Regions from separate parts of the Homo sapiens genome. Here region 1 is linked to region 2. A link is a loop called in an ENCODE intact Hi-C map of the cell type or tissue named here. Cell type or tissue: PC-3. All regions are shown on one strand. Links, peaks and the distances in the headings refer to the core of each region. The heading gives the core; the rest is flanking DNA.

Region 1 (8,325 bases), core at 83-8,082, 49 kb after region 2:
TGAGCCACCGCACCCAGCTGGAAAAGCAATTCTTTTACATCTATTTTCATACCCCGTTGTTTTTGTTTCTAAAGAAGAGGTTCCCCAGAGTGGAATCACTGGGTCAAAGCTTATGTGTATTATTTTCATTTTAGTAGATATTGCCAGAGTACTTTCCCAGGAAGTAATTGCATTCACATTTCCACCAAGCATGTCCATGTCTATTTCCCCCAGGTTTTTTGCCTCAGTGAATCTTAGAGCTTTTATTAAATTTTAGCAACCTAAAGGGCGAACAATGTATCACTTCATGGCCTTAATTTGCATTTTCCTTTTGATGAGGCTAAACATTGCTTCATGTTTGCTCACTAGAACCAATGTTGGTCATCGTATCTGTATCTTTAAATAATGTCATATTTTACTAGGGTTTGCATATATTTTAAGTGCAATTGACTATGTGAATTTCCTTTTCTATGAATTACTTGTTTATATTTATGCCTATTTTTCTGTTGAGTTGTTTATCTGTTTCTTATCAAATTTGTGGGCTTTTTGAATATTGAGAAAATTAAACATGATACACACATATACATGCCTCACACATCATGTATATACCCAAATATGTGCATCTTTCTCTCACACACACACCCATACAATAGAGAGAACGACATGTTCCCGGGCACAGTCCAGCGGGAAAATCAGGGCCTGGAGGGGTAGGTGTGGAGCAGAGGGCAGGCAGAGGGCTGTGGGTGCACAGCACAGCTGATCCAGACCTTGGAAAGGGTTGGACCCCACTTGGCCTGCTATGACGTTCTCTTCCACTTCTGACATCCATATGAGGAAACGCAGGGGACCCTGCACCCCACGCCCTGGAATCCCTGGCCAGCACACCTGGTCTCCACCCTCCCCACCCATGAAATGGCTGTACCAGCAGGGGACAAATGGAGCCGGGCCTTGCTCCCACGTCCTGCTGCAGTAGCTTCCAGGAGCCTCAGTGCAGGTGCCTCCCACCTGATGTGTCTTTGGGGTGTTTTGAATGAGCAGCTTTTGGCGCGTGGAAGAGAATTGATTTCTCCTCCTGCTTCTGAGGCTCCACTCCTAAGGCCTTGATTACAGGAGGCCCTGGGGCTGGGGAGCGCTGGTGTCAGCCTGGCAGGTGCAGGTGATGTCAGCTCCCAGGCAATGACGTTGGGGTGGGTATGGGCACCATTCTGTGCCTGGATTCACTCTGTCATTTAACCCCTGTGTTCACAGAGTTCCCCAGGCCCAGCACCCCTCACTTTTCATGGCTTTGTCAGCATCAGGATGTGTCAGCCATCAGGAGACCTTCCCCATCCTCCTCCCCCCGGACCATCATCAAACCCACTCTCCTTCCCTCTTATGCCCTCACAGGAGGAACCTCTACCCGCAAGCTCAGGGTCAATTCCACTCCGGAACCACGTATGCAGCTCCCATAGGCACTGTAGGAGGTGCTGGTGATGGAGCAATGAGCCCAGCCCTGGCCCCGGGAGAGCATTATGTCCTCAGTTTCTCTTCTCTGGCTGCATCTTCAGCCTTCCTTCCACCAGGTCCTTCCCACTGGCTTCCAAACTTACTTCCATATGGCCCCTCTTAAAAAATAAAACAGAACCTGCATTCCAGACAAGATGATCTAGGCTCATTTCTTCCTGCTCCTCCCCTCTCAAAGTACAACCATAAGCCCTGGAAATAACACAAGAGACAACCCAAGGAGAACGCAGAGGTGGATGGAAGACAGTCGACAGGTGAGAGCCCCCGGACTGGAGGAGCCCCAGTGAGGCAGAGCGCCACGGCCCTCCACCTCGTGGAGGAAGGGAACCCAGGCCCAGCAAAAACAGACAAGCCAGATAGGGTCCTCTGTGTCCCCAGATTAAACAGGAGTCCCGTCCACAACATGTGGTAAGCTAGTGGCACCAGCAAAGGAACAAGCAGGGGCCCCATCACCCCGCTACTGAGACTTGGCCAGAGAAACCTCCCCTCCCCCACCAAGAGATGCCAGGGGCAGGGGTCACCTGCAGGAGGAACCTTTGTCTTCTTTGTCCCTGTGGGCTGCGGCTCCCTTCACCCACCTAGAAGCACCCACAGACACTCCTTCTGCCACCTTAAGAAGAACCAGCAGGAACCAGTAGCAGCCCCGATGGCACCAGATTAACCACGCCGACCAAACTAACACCAAAAAGGTTCTGCTAATTAGGTTGTCATGGAAACCACAGCCAGTAACAGTAGGGCAGGACCGGCATGCTAAACCTAAGCAGAGTGGCTGCCTACTAAAATAAAAGATTTATTTTATTTTATTTTATTTATTATTATTATTTTAGAGACAGGGTCTCACTCTGTGGCCCAAGCTGGAGTGCAGTGGCACGATCACAGCTCACTACAGCCTCGACCTCCCAGGCTCAAGTGATCCTCCCAGCTCAGCCTCCTGAGTAGCTGGGACTACAGATATATGCCACCACGCCTGGCTAATTTTTTAAATTTTTTGTAGAGACGGGAGTCTCACTATGTTGCTCAGACTAGTCTTGAACTCCTGGGCTCAAGCAATCCTTCTGCCTCAGCCTCCCAAAGTGCTCAGATTACAAGTGTGAGCCACCGCGCTGGCCAAAAGATTTGACGAGAGCCCAGAGCCTCCTAATGTAACAGCTTAAATGTCCAGGACACAATAAAAAAAAAAACTCGCCCATCATACCAAGGCCTGAAAAGGCCACAGGTTGAATGAGAAAAGACAACCAACCAATGCCAACACCGGGATAAATCAGATGTAGGAAAAATCTGGCCAGGACTTCAGAGCAGCATAAAAATGCTTTAGCAAGCAATTCTAAGTTATCTTGAAACATGAAAAAATAGAAAATCTCAGCAAATAGTTATCAGCAAGAACAGGATATAAATTACAGCACTGAAAAATACAATAACAGAAATGAACAGTCTCCATGGTAGAATGGGATCATAGAGGACAGAATTAGCGAACTTCAGAACAGATGGATAGAATTTACCCAAACTGAACAACAGAAAGTATACTGGTGTGGGGAGAAAAAGAACAGTACCTCAGGCATCTGTGGAACGATAGAACAAAAGATCCAACATACATATTATTGGAGTTACCCAGAAATAGGGGAGAAAAAGAAAGAGGCTGAGGCCTGGTGTGGTGGCTCACGCCTGTAATCCCAGCACTTTGGGAGGCTGAGGCGGGTGGATCACCTGAGGTCAGGAGTTCTAAACCAGCCTGGCCAACATGATGAAACCCCGTCTCTACTAAAAATACAAAAATTAGCCAGGCGAGGTGGCATGTGCCTGTAATCCCAGCTACTCGGACGCTAAGGCAGCAGAATCACTTGAAACCAGGAGGCAGAGCTTGCAGTGAGCTGAGATGGCGCCACTGCACTCCAGCATGGGCGACAGAGCGAGAATCTGACTCAAAAAAAAAAAAAAAAAAAAAAAAAAAATGAGGCTGAAAGAGTATTAAAAGAACGAGTGGCTTAAAACTTCTGAAATTTGCCAAATGACAAATCTACACATTCAAGAAGCTGAGCAAGTCCCAGATAGTTACCCAAAGAAATCCATGCTGAGACACCTGATAATTAAACTTCTGAAAACTAAAGAAAAAAAATATGTTGAAAGCTGCCAGAACAAAATGATACATTCCCTGTAGGGGAACACCCACTCAAACCATAGATTCCTCATCAGAAACCACGGAGACCAGGTGAAGGTGAGTGTTTGCAAGTGCTGCAAACAAAGAATTGCCAACAGCGAATCATGTCTGGCAAAACCATCCTTCAGGAATGAAGGGGAAATAAAGACATTCTGAGATTTTAAAGCGGCTTAAAAATATTTCAGTGGCAATTACAAGTTCTCTTGAAACAAATGAAAAAATAGAAAATCTATTTTTTTTCTGAACGAATTTGTTGCTAGCAGACCTGCCCTTAAAGAACAGCTAAAGGAAGTTTTTTCACAAAGAAAGAAAATGATTTTTAAAATAAAATGGGCTGGGCGTGGTGGCTCATGCCTGTAATCCTAGCACTTTGGGATGCTGAGGTGGCTGGATCACCTGAGGTCAGGAGTTCAAGACCAGCCTGGCCAACATGGTGAAACCCTGTCTCTACTAAAAATACAAAAATTAGCCGGGCATGGTGGCACATGCCTGTAATGCCAGCTACTCGGGAGGCTGAGTCAGGAGAAGTGCTGGAACCCGGGAGGCGGAGGCTGCAGCGAGCCGAGATCACGCCACTGCACTCCAGCCTGGGCGACGGAGAGAGACTCTATTTCAAATAATAATAAATAAAATAAAATAAAATAAAATGGAATCTTGGAGCATTAAGAAGGAAAAAATAATGGAAAGAACAAGTGTATGGGAATCTGCAATAGATGATCCTTCTCATGAGCTTTATAAATCAAATTTAATGATTGAAGCAAAAATTCTAACACTGTCTGATATTCAAGACAATGATATTTAAAAAGGTGTGGTGGGGGGTGCAGTGGCCCACGCCTGTAATCCCAGCACTTTGGGAGGCTGAAGCATGAGAATCCTTTGAGCCCAGGTGTTAAAGACCAGCCCAGGCAACATAGTGAGACCCCATCTCTACAATCAATCAATCAATCAATAGGCCAGGTGTGGTGACATGTGCCTGTAGTCCTGGTTACTCAGGCAGCTGAGGCAGGAAGATCACTTAAGAACAGGAGGTTGAGGCTGCGGTGAGCCGTGATTGTGCCACTGCACTCCAGCCTGGGCAACAAAGTGAGACCCTGTCTCAAAAATAACATAAAATGAAAATAAAAGGGGGACAGGTTAAAGAACCTACATGGAAGTAAGGCTTCCACATTCACTGCAGGTGGTAAAATGCTACCCGTGTACCTTGTAATAACCAGAGCGACCACTAGGGAAGTGATACAAAGAAACGCCCTCTAGATGACTATAAATCAACCAAGATGAACCTCAATCCTAATGTTCAAGGAATCCACAGAAAAGCAAGAAAACATACACAGAGAAAACAAATCCTTAAATGGCAGACCTAAGTCCTAACATATTGATAATTTTCTTTAAAGGTAAATGAAATACACCAAGTAAAAAGCAAGAGATTGGCAGTCTATTTTTTGAAAAACAACCTAACCATACACTGTTTACAAGAAACTCGCTTCAAATTCAATGGTGACATTTCACCAAAGAGAATATACAGATGGCAAGTGAGCACATGAAAAGCTGTCCAACACCATGAGCCATGGGGGGAATGCAAATTAGAACCACAGTGAGATACCATCAACACCTATCAGAAATTAAAAATAGTGGCAACGCCAAATGCTGGTGGGGATGCACAGAAATAGGATCACTCAGAAAATGCTACCGGGGGCCAGGCGTGGTGGCTCACGCCTGTAATCCCAGCACTCTGGGAGGCCAAGGCGGGTGGATCACCTGAGGTCAGGAGTTCGGAACCAGCCTGGCCAACATGGTGAAACCCTATCTCTACAAAAATTAGCTGGGCATGATGGCGGGTGTCTATAATCCCAGCTACTCGGGAGGCTGAGGCAGGAGTGTTGCTTGAACTGAGGAGGTACAAGTTGCAGTGAGCCAAGATCGTGCCATTGCACTCCAGCCTCGGCGACAGAGCAAAACTCCGTCTCGAAAAAAAAAAAAAAGAAAAAAACAAGAAAAAGAAACTGCTACTGGTCCTGTCACATGGTGCAGCCCCTCTGGAAAACAATTTGGCAGTTTCTTATAAAACTAAACACACAATTGCCATAAGACCCAGCAACTGTGCTCTTGGCCATTTATCCCAGAGAAATGGAAGCTTTTGTTCACATCAAAACCTATACACAAGGCTGGGCGTGGTAGATTACGCCTATAGTCCCAACACCCTGGGAGGCCGAGGCGGGAGGATTACTCAGTCAGGAGTTTGCGATCAGCCCAGGCAACATAGCAAGACCCTGTCTCTATAAAAAAACTTTAAAAATTAGCAGGGCGTGGTGGTGCACACTTGTAGTCCCAGCTACTCAGAAGGCTGAGTGGGGAGGATCACTTGAGCCTGGGAGTTTGAGGCTACAGTGAGCTGTGATTGTGCCACTACACTCCAGCCTGGGCGACAGAGCAAGACCCTGTCTCTAAAAAATAAAAATAAAAAATAAAAGAAGCTGCATACAAGTGTTCATAGCAGCTTATGCATAATAGCCAAAAACCAGAAACACCTGGTTGACCTTCAGTGGGCGAATGCTAAACATGCTGTCGTGCCTCCACGTCACGGATCGGGAAAAGGAACCCCGGACTGGGCCACACAAGACCTTGCAGGAATCTCCAGGGAATGATTTTGAGGGAAAAAGCCACTCCCAGAAGGTTACAAGGTGTATGATTCCGTTCACATAAGATTCTTGAAATAACAGACTTGGAGACTTGGAGGCAGATTAGGAAGAGGAAGGAGGTCGGTCCAGTTGCAAAAGAGTGATCCAGGGCGTCCTTGGGGTGCCGCAGCGTTCAGCGTTGTGACTGCGGTGGTGGATACAGGAAGCTACACAGGTCACAGAAAGGAAATACACACAAATGGGTACAAGCAGAAGGGAAACGTCAGTAAGATGGGTTCACCGGATCAATATCCACGTCTTGGTTGTAACATTGTACTCTAGTCTTACAAGACACCACCATGGGTGGGACTCTGGGTAGGGGACATAGATCCTTCTGTATTATTTCTTACAACAACAACATGTAAATAAACAATTATCTCAACATTAAAATGTTAATTTAAAAAATAAACAAAACCTACTCAGCACTTTGGGAGGCCAAGGTGAGCAGATTGCTTGAGCCCAAGAGTTTGACACCAGCCGAAGCAACAAAGTGAGACCCAGTCTCGAAAAGAGAGAAGAGAGGAGAGGGAAGGGGATGGGAAAGGAGGGGAAAGCAGGGGAGGGGAGGGAGGGGAGGGGAAAGCAGGGGAGGGGAGGGAGACAAAGAGACGAGAGGGGAGGGGACAGGAGGGGAGGGGAAGGGAGGAGAGGGGAGGGGAGGGATTAGCTGGGTATGGTGGCATATGCCTGTGGTCCCAGCTACTCGGGAGGCTGAGGTGGGAGAATCGCTTGAGCCTGGGAGGTCAAGCCTGCAGTGAGCCGTGATCATGCCACTGCACTACAGCCTGAGTGACACAGCAAGATTGTCTCAAATAAATAAATAAATAAAATCTAGTTCAAGCTTTCAAGCTGGTGTTTAAAAAAAGAAAAGAAAGAAACCGAACCAAACCATAACTGCCTCCTGACTGCCCTCACCTCCAGTTCTGCTGCCTGTGTGTGTGTGTCCGTCCATCTGTCTGTCCCACCAGCCACTGCTGCAGAAAGCTCCTGCCCTGTGTTTTCGAAGGCAGCTGTGCTGTGGTGGGGCTGGAATCAAAAGCCAGAGGCAGATGGGCACGTTTTCATCCTCCCTGCATCTTCCAGGGTGTGGACTTCGGCAAAGACTTCACATAGAAGTCCCCAAATCTGAGGAGGTTTTAGAAATATGAATCTGAGATTCCACCCAGGCCTGTTCAAGAACGGCTCCCTGCAAGCAGCATCCTGGTGTTTCTATTCGAACCAGACACCAGGTGTTAAGCCAGCCAGCCACATACCCATTTTGGGGGGTTCCCAACCGTAACCCTCCGAGCGTCTGTTTCTCCCCCCTGTGAAATGGGAGAAAATGCAGTAAAGGAAGGCCAGGGTGTGAAAGGGGCTCACAAGGTGAAAAGCGGGGATCACCGAGGCCGGTGGGGTTCCGCCTTGAACCCCACTCCTCCTCCGGGCTCCTGGTCCCCCTGGGCTCTCTCTGCCTCCTCCCCAATGGCTTCAGGCTCGGTTGGTGTGGGGACTGTCCATGCCCCAACCCCTCTTTCCTTCCAGTGGGCGGCCTTCCCTGGGTACACGTTAGGCCCCACTCCAGCTGGTGGTGGGACTGGTGAGCTTGGAGGAAGGAGCCCCCTGACTCAGCCCCTCCCTCTGCGAGATGAGGCACCTGCACAGTGCACACGGCTTCTGCAAGTATGTGAAACAGGTGCCTCCCCCGGGCTGGCCCAGCAGGCAGAATCTGCGGAGCCTAGTGCAAAATGAGAGTGTGGGGCCCCTTGTTCAAAATGTGCGGAGGGCGTCAGGACAGCAACAGCAGAGAATGGAACCGAGGCAAGGCCTGCACCAGGCCCGAGGGGCGGAGGCTGCGGCGGCCCAGCTCACCAGCTTGCGGGAAGCCTGACTCCTTCAGGAGTGAGCTACCCACCAAGCCCCTTCCCGAAGACCCCGCGCGTCCTCCAAGCAGGCGTGTCTCCAGACCCAGGCTGCCATCGTAAGCTGCACTTGTCTGAGCCTGCATGTCCCTCCTTCTTCAGCCTGAGTGGGACA
Region 2 (8,325 bases), core at 272-8,271:
GCTGCCCCCACACAGGACCACCTCCCAGGGCCTCCCACCCCACTTTTATGTTCTTGAAACCACAGACATGGAACCTTCATGCACCTGTAAGCTTAGAACTTGGCTGACTTTCCAAAGTGCTGAGCCACAAGAGGCCTCACACCTTTCCTGGAAGAGGAGCCAGCCCCAGGCCAGGCCTGGCAGCCTCTGGGCCAGGACAGCCTCTTCCACGACCCCGCCTAACCCTGCCTGCCAGACCTGCCCGCCACACCATCGGGAAAGTGTCTCCCTCCCCCTCGTCTCATGGCCACTCCTAGATCGCAGCACCCCTGGGGGTCAATGCACAGGGAGCTGTCACCACATGGCCAGGCCAGGGGTGTCCCTTCCTCTTGTCCTCAATGGTGTATGTGAAGAATAGTGCAAGGAGGGTCCCTGCGGGGCTGGCTCTGGCCCCAAGGCCTTGCATGGGCTGCTATGGCAAAGGCCCATCCCCACATACCGTGAGATGTTCCTCACTGGGGGCTTTGGATCAAGGGCACCCCATGGTACCAGGAGAGGCCCGTTCAATATGAGGAGAAAGGCCTGGGCTTGAACCCTGAACTCCTGGTTCCAGCACGTCCTGTGACCTCCCTGAACTTAGTGTCAGACGCTAGGATCCTGGTTATCCCTGCCAGAAACTTTGAGGGCTCCAGTGAAAGGAAGTTGGTCTCTCCCCCACATTAGTGCACCCACAGCCCTCAGTTTCCGGGCCATGTGCTCAGAGAGACACCCGCTCCTGCACCCCAGCATCTCTGTGCACACCTAGCACGTCCCTCCCCATCACGACCCTCCCCACATCCGCCACGCAGTGCCCCGTGATGCCCGCCCCCACCCGGGAGCCCGCACCGAGCCCGGCCCCAGCTGGCAGCCGCCTCGCGGTGTTTGCTGGATGATAAATGAATAAACGGGGGCCTCCTGGATGCTCAGCAAATATTGCCTGAATGAAGGAACGTCGCACGAATACAGACACACGAGAGAACACAGACCATAAAAGTGGCCGTGACCAGTGCTGATGGGCTGATAAGCGATCTCGGCGCATGGAGGCACTCCACAGGTCACCATGGTGGGCCCGGGGGGGCGGGAGAAGTTTCTGCTCACAGCCGGATTTGAGAAGGCCCTGGTCGCTCTATGGCAACCTCTGCCTGTGCACCATGGGCCCTTTAGTTCTGTTCGAGGCCCCTCTTTTGCTGTGTGACCTTGGACAAGTCACTTAGCTTCTCTAAGCCTCACTTTGCTCACCTGTGAAATGTGGACAGTAACTGTGCCCACCTCCAGTGCCCATTTCAGGAACCAGAGGCAAAGCATGAAGGGCCAAGCACAGAAAGCACTTCCCGTGGGCCCGCCTGTTGGAGACCCTCACGCGTCAGCGCCCGGAAATGACACTGGGAGCTCAAGGCCAGTGGTGGCCCTTCCAGCAAACCGGACACCCCAGGGGACGTCTGGGCAGTGGGGAGTGGCCTAAGCAGATGAAAAACCTGGGGCCCACAGCTTGGAGTTCAGGTCCTAGCCATCGGCCCCCATCTCTGTGCCGCCGTATCCCTGCCCGGGCAAGGGGAGGACAGTCATGCCATCTGTGCGGGGTGGACAGGCAGCGTCTGTGGGAGAACCAGCATCACTAAAGCAGACAATGTGGGAGGCCCTCACCCGGGAGTCCCTCGGGGAAGGGCAGCTGCTTCAGGAAGGAGGCCGGAGGGTCCCCTCAGTGCAGGAAGCCAGCTCAGCCGCCCCAGGCCCAGATGGGGAGGGGGCGAGGTGGGGGATATGGAGCCGGGCCCCCTTGCAAGGAGCCCTGTGCAGATGCATGCAAGGACAGGGGCTGGCCAGCCCCAAAGCCCAGCTGTGTGGCCTGGGGCTGCTCTGGAGGGGCTGCTAGCTTAGCTATCTCGGGGCCTTGAACTTTCTATTCTGTTTTGCAATCAGTTCAGAAGGCGGCATTGCTAGATTCCCTTCTTATCACAGAGAAACTTCTAGCACAACAATAGCTGATTGTACTGCTCTCTGGGGTGCGGCTGCATTCCTGGACACCCCCCACGTTTTTTTTTTTTTTTCGTGGTATCTTTGGAACTATAATGGATCTCATTGTGATTGGTCTGTTCAGGGGACAGTGTGGCCCTTGAATTTAGAAGCGTGAAAGGGTAGTGGGGGCTGGGGAGAGGGTGGCAAAGGAGAGTGGGGGTGGGAGGGAACCCAGAGACAACCCGTGAGACAGCCAAGGGACATCTCAGAGCATCTCGGCGGCGTCCTGTTGCATAACGCACCTGGAAACTGCATCCCCTGGACTGGCTGGGTTTGAAAATATGTAGTTATTTGTCAAACCACCAATGTTTATTTTCATTCAGTTATTAAGAAATAAAAAGGGGTAGATAATTTTCACTCCCTGCCTGTGCCTGTCCGGCAGGACTCGGCAGCAGGTCGATCCGGCGCAGACTCATCTGAGTGCGACGTAGCGGCAGCCAGTCACATCGTGTCCTCCGGAGGCCGCCTGCTGCTGCGCGGAGCCAGCGTCCAGGACCTGGGGCCGGGGGACCAGAGCTGGGACAGGCCCAGCCCCTGGGCGGCATAGCTATGTGGCCCCGGGAACACTGGCTCTCCAAGGCACAAGGTCTGTGAGTGTGTCAGGTGGGGAGCCCAACCTGCTGGGGGAACCCCCAGCCCCACAAGTAGGTGCCGGCCACTGGCAGGAGGCCCTACACTAGGCCTCACAGTCCTGCCTCTGGCCCAACAGCCTGGGCCCCAGGAGAGTGCTGCTCTGGGTGCCACCTGCCGCCACGGTCCCCTCAGCCCCTGGGGACTTCCTGCCCCACCCGGGCTCCTGAGAAAACCCTGGGAGGGATTTCTTAGAATGTTCAGCAGTTGCTGCCCAGCCCAGGACTTGGCAGGAGCCCCAGTGTCCGGAAGAGGGAGCAGATCAAGTTCCGAGGCCGGGAAGCCAGGCGTGCTGGCAGGGAGGCTGCGGGCCAGCGTGGTGCCTGCTGGGTGTGGATGCTGGTACTGCTACTTCATGGGGAACGTCCGGTGGGCCTCCTGCCACCCTGCCCCTTGGTGCCCCTGTCTGTAAAGTGGCACCTCCCAGGCCCAACCCTTTCTTCACTGGCTGGCCAGGGTTCAATGGGAGCAGGTTTCGTTGGCATGTAGCACCGTGCCTGAGACAGAGAGATGGCTCACAAATGGTCGTCACTGTTGTTAAAGAAATAAATATGCTTAGAGAAAATGGCGTTTACTCTCTTCCAGGCGTTTTCACCGGCTGCGTCCCATTCAGTCTTCCCAGCATGATCCCAGCTCGGAGAAGGTAAGGGGCCTGGTCAAGTGTCCTGGCAGGGGCTGAACCCAGATGCATGGCTGGCTCGAGGGGCCATGTGCCACAGAGGCTCACCTGTCTGAGGCTTTATTTCTGCTCTGAAACCCCTTCTTATCAGGGGCAGGGGCACCCCAAGGCCCACAAGACAAAACACAGACATCAGAAGAGAACCCTGCCCCAGTGTCATCTTTCCAGGTGGCAGGGGCCTCCGAGGGCTTGGGCTCTGGGTGGGCTCGGACTTGGAGAGCAAGAGGGGCAGCCAGGGAGGGGCCCACATTGGGGACATTCAGAGGCCACTGAGTAGGGGGTCTGGGAAACAGGGGACAAGGCTTGCTCTTCCACAGGCAGGGCAGGCAACCTTGCACTCTGTGGAGGCCCTGCTGGACTCGCTCTGAGACAGAACTCCCTGTCACTGTCCCGTGCAAGAAGGCCTGGAGGGGGCGCTGCAGAGCAGGTGCAGGGTCCACCAGACGCCTTTGGAGGCCCTGCAGAAAGGCCAAGGGTTCTGAGATCTCAACTCAGAACGAGAGGGCTTTCCTTTTCCACCAGTCTTGGGTGCCAGAGAGGTGGGGAGCCCAGGCCAAGGGACGGCCAAGGGCTGAGGAAGCACCCAGGATCCCAAGAGAAGCTGGCAATACATGCATGCACGTCTCATCCTGACTCCTGGGAGAGATAAGAGCACCTGTCCCCCGGTGTTGTGGACAGAGCCCGTGAGCCACCGGGCAGAGCCATGCATGATGAGGCTGTGGCCTGGCCAAGAACAGCCTGTGTCCCAGACACCAAAGAAGACATGGTGTTTGAGAGGTGGAGACTTTGGAGCTGGTGGGGACAGCCAGGAATGTTTCCTGGGAGAGGTGACGGACGCTCCTGCTGGGCAGAGGATGTCTCGACGTCTCTCCTGCTAGCACACAGACCGCATTAGGAGAACAGCTGAAGACGGCCTGTGGGGACACCCAGACTCTTGCCAAACAGGTGGCAGAAAAACCTAAGCTGGTTTTTTTTCCAAATAATTTATTTTTTATTTTTTATTTTTGAGGCGGAGTCTTGCTCTGTCACCTAGGCAGGAGTACAATGGCACGATCTAGGCCCACTGCAATCTCTGCCTCCCGGATTCAAGCGATTATCCTGCCTCAGCCTCCTGAGTAGCTGGGATTACAGGCATGCGCCACCACACCCAGCTAATTTTTTTGTATTTTTAGTAGAGACGGGGTTTCACCATTTTGGTCAGGCTGGTCTCAAACTCCTGACCTCAGATGATCCACCCATCTCGGCCTCCAAAAGTGTTGGGATAACAGGTGTGAGCCACCGTGCCCAGCCTCAAATAATGTATGGAAGGGAAGTTCATATAACATAAAATCAACCAGTTTAAGGTGTACCATTCGGCGGCATTTAGTACCCTCACAAGGTGGCACAGCCATCATCTGCAGTCGCAGAACATGCTGGTCACCCCAGGAGGAAACGCCCGCTCATTCAGCAGTTCCTCTTCACCCCCTAGCCACTGGCACACGGATCTGCATTCTGTGTCTATGGATTTGCCTATTCTGGATATATCATATCCTAAGGTGTTTTAAAAAGAGGATTAAAGGGCCGGGCACGGTGGCTCATGCCTGTAATCCCAGCACTTTGGGAGGTAGAGGTGGGCAGATCACCTGAGGTCAGGAGTCCGAGACCAGCCTGACCAACATGGGGAAACCCCATCTCTACTAAAAATACAAAAAATTAGCCAGGCGTGGTGACACACAACTGTAATCCCAGCTTCTTGGGAGGCTGAGACACAAGAATGGGTTGAACCCGAGAGGCAGAGGTTACAGTGAGCTGAGATCGTGTCACTGCACTCCAGCCTGTGCGACAGAGCTACACTCCATCTCATAAAAAAATTAAATAAAAATAAAAAGAGGATTATAGAGCCAAAGCGGGTAATTGGGTTCCAGTCCCCAGCCCACGTTTCCAGCTGTGTGGCTTGTGCACAACACTGCATCCGCCCGTCTCAGTTTCGTCATCTGTAAAATGGACATAAGAATGTCCACAGTGGGGTCGTCATGGGGGTACAGGGCTCATCCAGGCAGAGCACTGAGTGCGGTGTTCCAAGGCCGTGGTGCACTGTAGCTGTTGGTGACACGGGTGTCAAGTATCAGGTGTCAGGGTGGTGTGGGACATGGACAGCCAGGGGCCTGGGAGAGCAAAGGCTGGAACGGTAGACCTGGCTCTCCACGGAGCACGGCTCATGCACGGAACCTCGAACAGGCCACAGAATCCTTCCAAGTCTACGTCTGCCCCTTCCTACCTCCGTGACATTGGGCTTCAGTTTCCCCATCTGTGGAATGGCAATGTAGACCTCACAGTGCTGGAGGGACTGAGCCTGGCATCGTGGCGGGCAGAGTGGGGGGGGGCGGGCGACGCCCAGGGAGGGGTAGGGCTGTGGTGGGGACCAGTGAGGCCTTGAGGGCAAATTCCTGGAAGGCATAACGGCTGGCCGATGCCAAGGCCACAGTGATGGGGAGTTGAGGGGAAGAGAGGGGTGGGCCTGGGAGCAGGCAGGCAGCCCCGGCTCTGCTTGTAAGCAAGTGGCTGAAGGCCTCCTGTGCTGGCTCCCCTGGCAGGCGATCCATCAGCTCAGCTCTTACTGTCCGGAGCCGGCGAGGGCCCATAAATGCGCCCGACCCCACCCCCGCTGCAAGTCACCCAGGTTTTATGTTGTAAGAACACCGTGGGGCGTCTCAAACACACCACTAATGACAGGCATCATGAAGCAATAAAAGTGATGGGGCTGGTGGGAGGGGCTGGCGGGAAGGGCGGGGGGCTGCTGGAGCCCGGCTCCCCTGGCAGCGGCAGGAGCTCTCCGAGAATTGATTAGTCTTGGACGTGCTGACCTTTTTGTTCTTGAAAAATTGCTTTTGAGCAGCTGAGGCAATAAAAGTGAATTGATTCAGAGAGAACGAGGATGAGATTTGCGTTGGGCAAGGAGCAGTGCATAAACGCCAGTGATGTCAGCACAGCCGCCCCCAGCCCCAACTCCTGGGCTACAGGAGGGCAAGCCCCGGAGAAGCCGGGCAGGGTGGGTGCTGCGGGGAGGGCCGGCGGGACAGTGGGGCGGGCAGGGCCTCCTCAGAGGTTTCAGCGGAGAATTGAAACCGATAGCGAAAAGGGGAGGGCAGAGGGACGGAGATGAAATAAAACAAAGTGAGAGCGTAGGGAGAGGAAGAAGCCGAGAGAAATAAACACCCTGCAAGAGAAGCAAGGGGGACTTAGGCTAGACCTCGGGACCGCAAAAGGGAGGAGCTGGAGGGGACCTGGGGCAGGAGTGAGAATCACATAAGCACTCACAGGCACGACAGCCACACTCATCCTCACAAAGCCTTGTTTGTGCCCATTTTACAGAGTGAGAAAGCCGAGGCCCAGAGAGGTCAAGGAACCTGCTCAAGGTCACGCAGCTGGGACGTGGTCAAGCCCCACTGAGTCCCTCTGAAGCCAGGCTGGGGCCTCCAGTGAGTGGGGAAAGCCTAGAGGGGGTGCCGCAGAGCACGCACAGGATCCACCAGACGCCCTCGGAGGCCCTGCGGAAAGGCCAAGGGTTCTGAGAGCTCAACTCGGACCTTGGCAGGTGGGGAGCTCAGGCTGGGTCACCGTTGGCATTGAGAAGGCACTGGGGCAAGGGGATGTCCCCCGGGTTCCAGGTTAGAAGCCACAGAGAAGCATCACAGCCAAGGTTTCCGGGTGCGGAACGGTGGCGCTGGGACTCAGCCACCCTGGCCAAATGCCCCCACTCCTATGCGCCCCCCTCTCAGCACCTAAGCCCGTTTCCTCACCAGAGCCCTTGGGAAACCGCAGAAGCCCAGGTGTGTAAAGGCAAAGGGGAAATGCTCGCCTGCCCCAGAGCCAGCCGGGAAGTCCTTGCTGGAGCTGCTCTCCGGCGCTGGGGTACCTGGGCGGCCACATGCTGCCACCCAGGAAGGCAGGAGACCCAGACGCCTCCCCAGGATGCTGGCAAGCCCCTTCCCTTCTGAGAAAACAGAGGTGGCAAGGCCTCCCCGGCCTTCTCTGGGGGCTGGGCGTGTGTAAAAGCTCACCTGTGTTTGCAGGTGCCTCAGGTGGGCTGCTGAACTGGAGCCTGCCCCAGTCCCAGGAGAGAAGCTAAGCCATGTTTCACACCTGCAGCTGCCCAAACCCACTTTCTACCAGGATCCTGGCACAGGCTGCTTGGCCAAGTTCATCGGCCCCACTGCTGGGTTTGGTGCTAGTTAAGATGGGGACGCCTGTAACTTTTTGGTTGGAATGCATGGCCCTGAGTGGTGACTAAACCCCAAATCAGGCTGGCGTCAAGGGTGGCTAATGTCTCCCTAAAATGCAGGCACTGCATGGGGGGACCCCTAGTCACAATGACTGCCAGCAGCTCCTAGCTTGGGCTCTGTAGGCGACCAGCTCCCAGGGTCCAGGAAGAGGCATGTCCAGCTGCTGCCCTTAGCCCCCAGCCGACCCCAGAGGGACCAGCCCAGAGTTGGATGTCACTTTGAACATCCTGGATCCCACCTGAAATGACCCTGCCACCCACCACCCACAGGCACTGTGTTTTGCTGAGCTGAGCACAGCCTCTGGTTTGTGCCTCAACAGATGCCTCACACCTGCAGGCCCTCTCTCCTCACCCAGCCCCCGGAGAAGGCCTTGCTGCCTCTATTGTCCCAGAAGGGAAGGGGCTTGCCAGGATCCTGGGGAGCAGCCTGGGTCTCCTGCCTTCCTGGGTGGCAGCACATGGCTGCCCAGGTGCCCCAGTGCCGGAGAGCAGCTCCAGCAAGGACTTCCCGGCTGGCTCTGGGGTGGGTGAGCGCTTTCCATTTGCTGCCTGCACCCCTCCCCTGCCCGCTGCAGGAGGGGCTTCGCTGAGCCGCGGGGCACCCCCGCCCCACTCGGGGCTCCCCGGGGCGCAGGGGCCTGGGGCGTGCGGGTTGCCAAGCGACCGGCTGTTGCCAGTGGAGACGTTTGCGCAAAGGCCCCCCTGGGGCATCCCCAACCCA

What was found. Hi-C counts contacts between places; a loop is a spot of excess contacts. Peaks named below come from ENCODE experiments on the same cell type or tissue, not always from the same donor. Only the 100,000 strongest peaks of a DNase experiment are listed, where the experiment ranks them.
Region 1: a loop joins it to region 2, with 5 times the contacts of the local background. A loop is called at or near these places in 4 of 110 quality-filtered maps.

Annotation. Positions count from the first base shown.
Region 1 is chr17:79,871,091-79,879,415 of GRCh38, reverse strand. No RefSeq gene overlaps it. Among named protein-coding and RNA genes, the nearest start is that of CBX4, 36 kb to the right of the region's middle. In PC-3, for the core only: a CTCF peak has its summit at 4,889; a DNase peak (open chromatin) is centred at 4,845.
Region 2 is chr17:79,919,996-79,928,320 of GRCh38, reverse strand. LINC01979 (long intergenic non-protein coding RNA 1979) reads left to right here and starts at 1,596. Exons shown (of 6, transcript NR_110850.1): 1 at 1,596-2,620; 2 at 3,250-3,307; 3 at 6,219-6,371; 4 at 6,695-6,917. LINC01978 (long intergenic non-protein coding RNA 1978) reads right to left here. Exons shown (of 2, transcript NR_110851.1): 2 at 4,311-5,630. In PC-3, for the core only: CTCF peaks have their summits at 2,906 (motif pointing right) and 3,747 (motif pointing right); a DNase peak (open chromatin) is centred at 2,900; H3K27ac peaks cover 429 bases.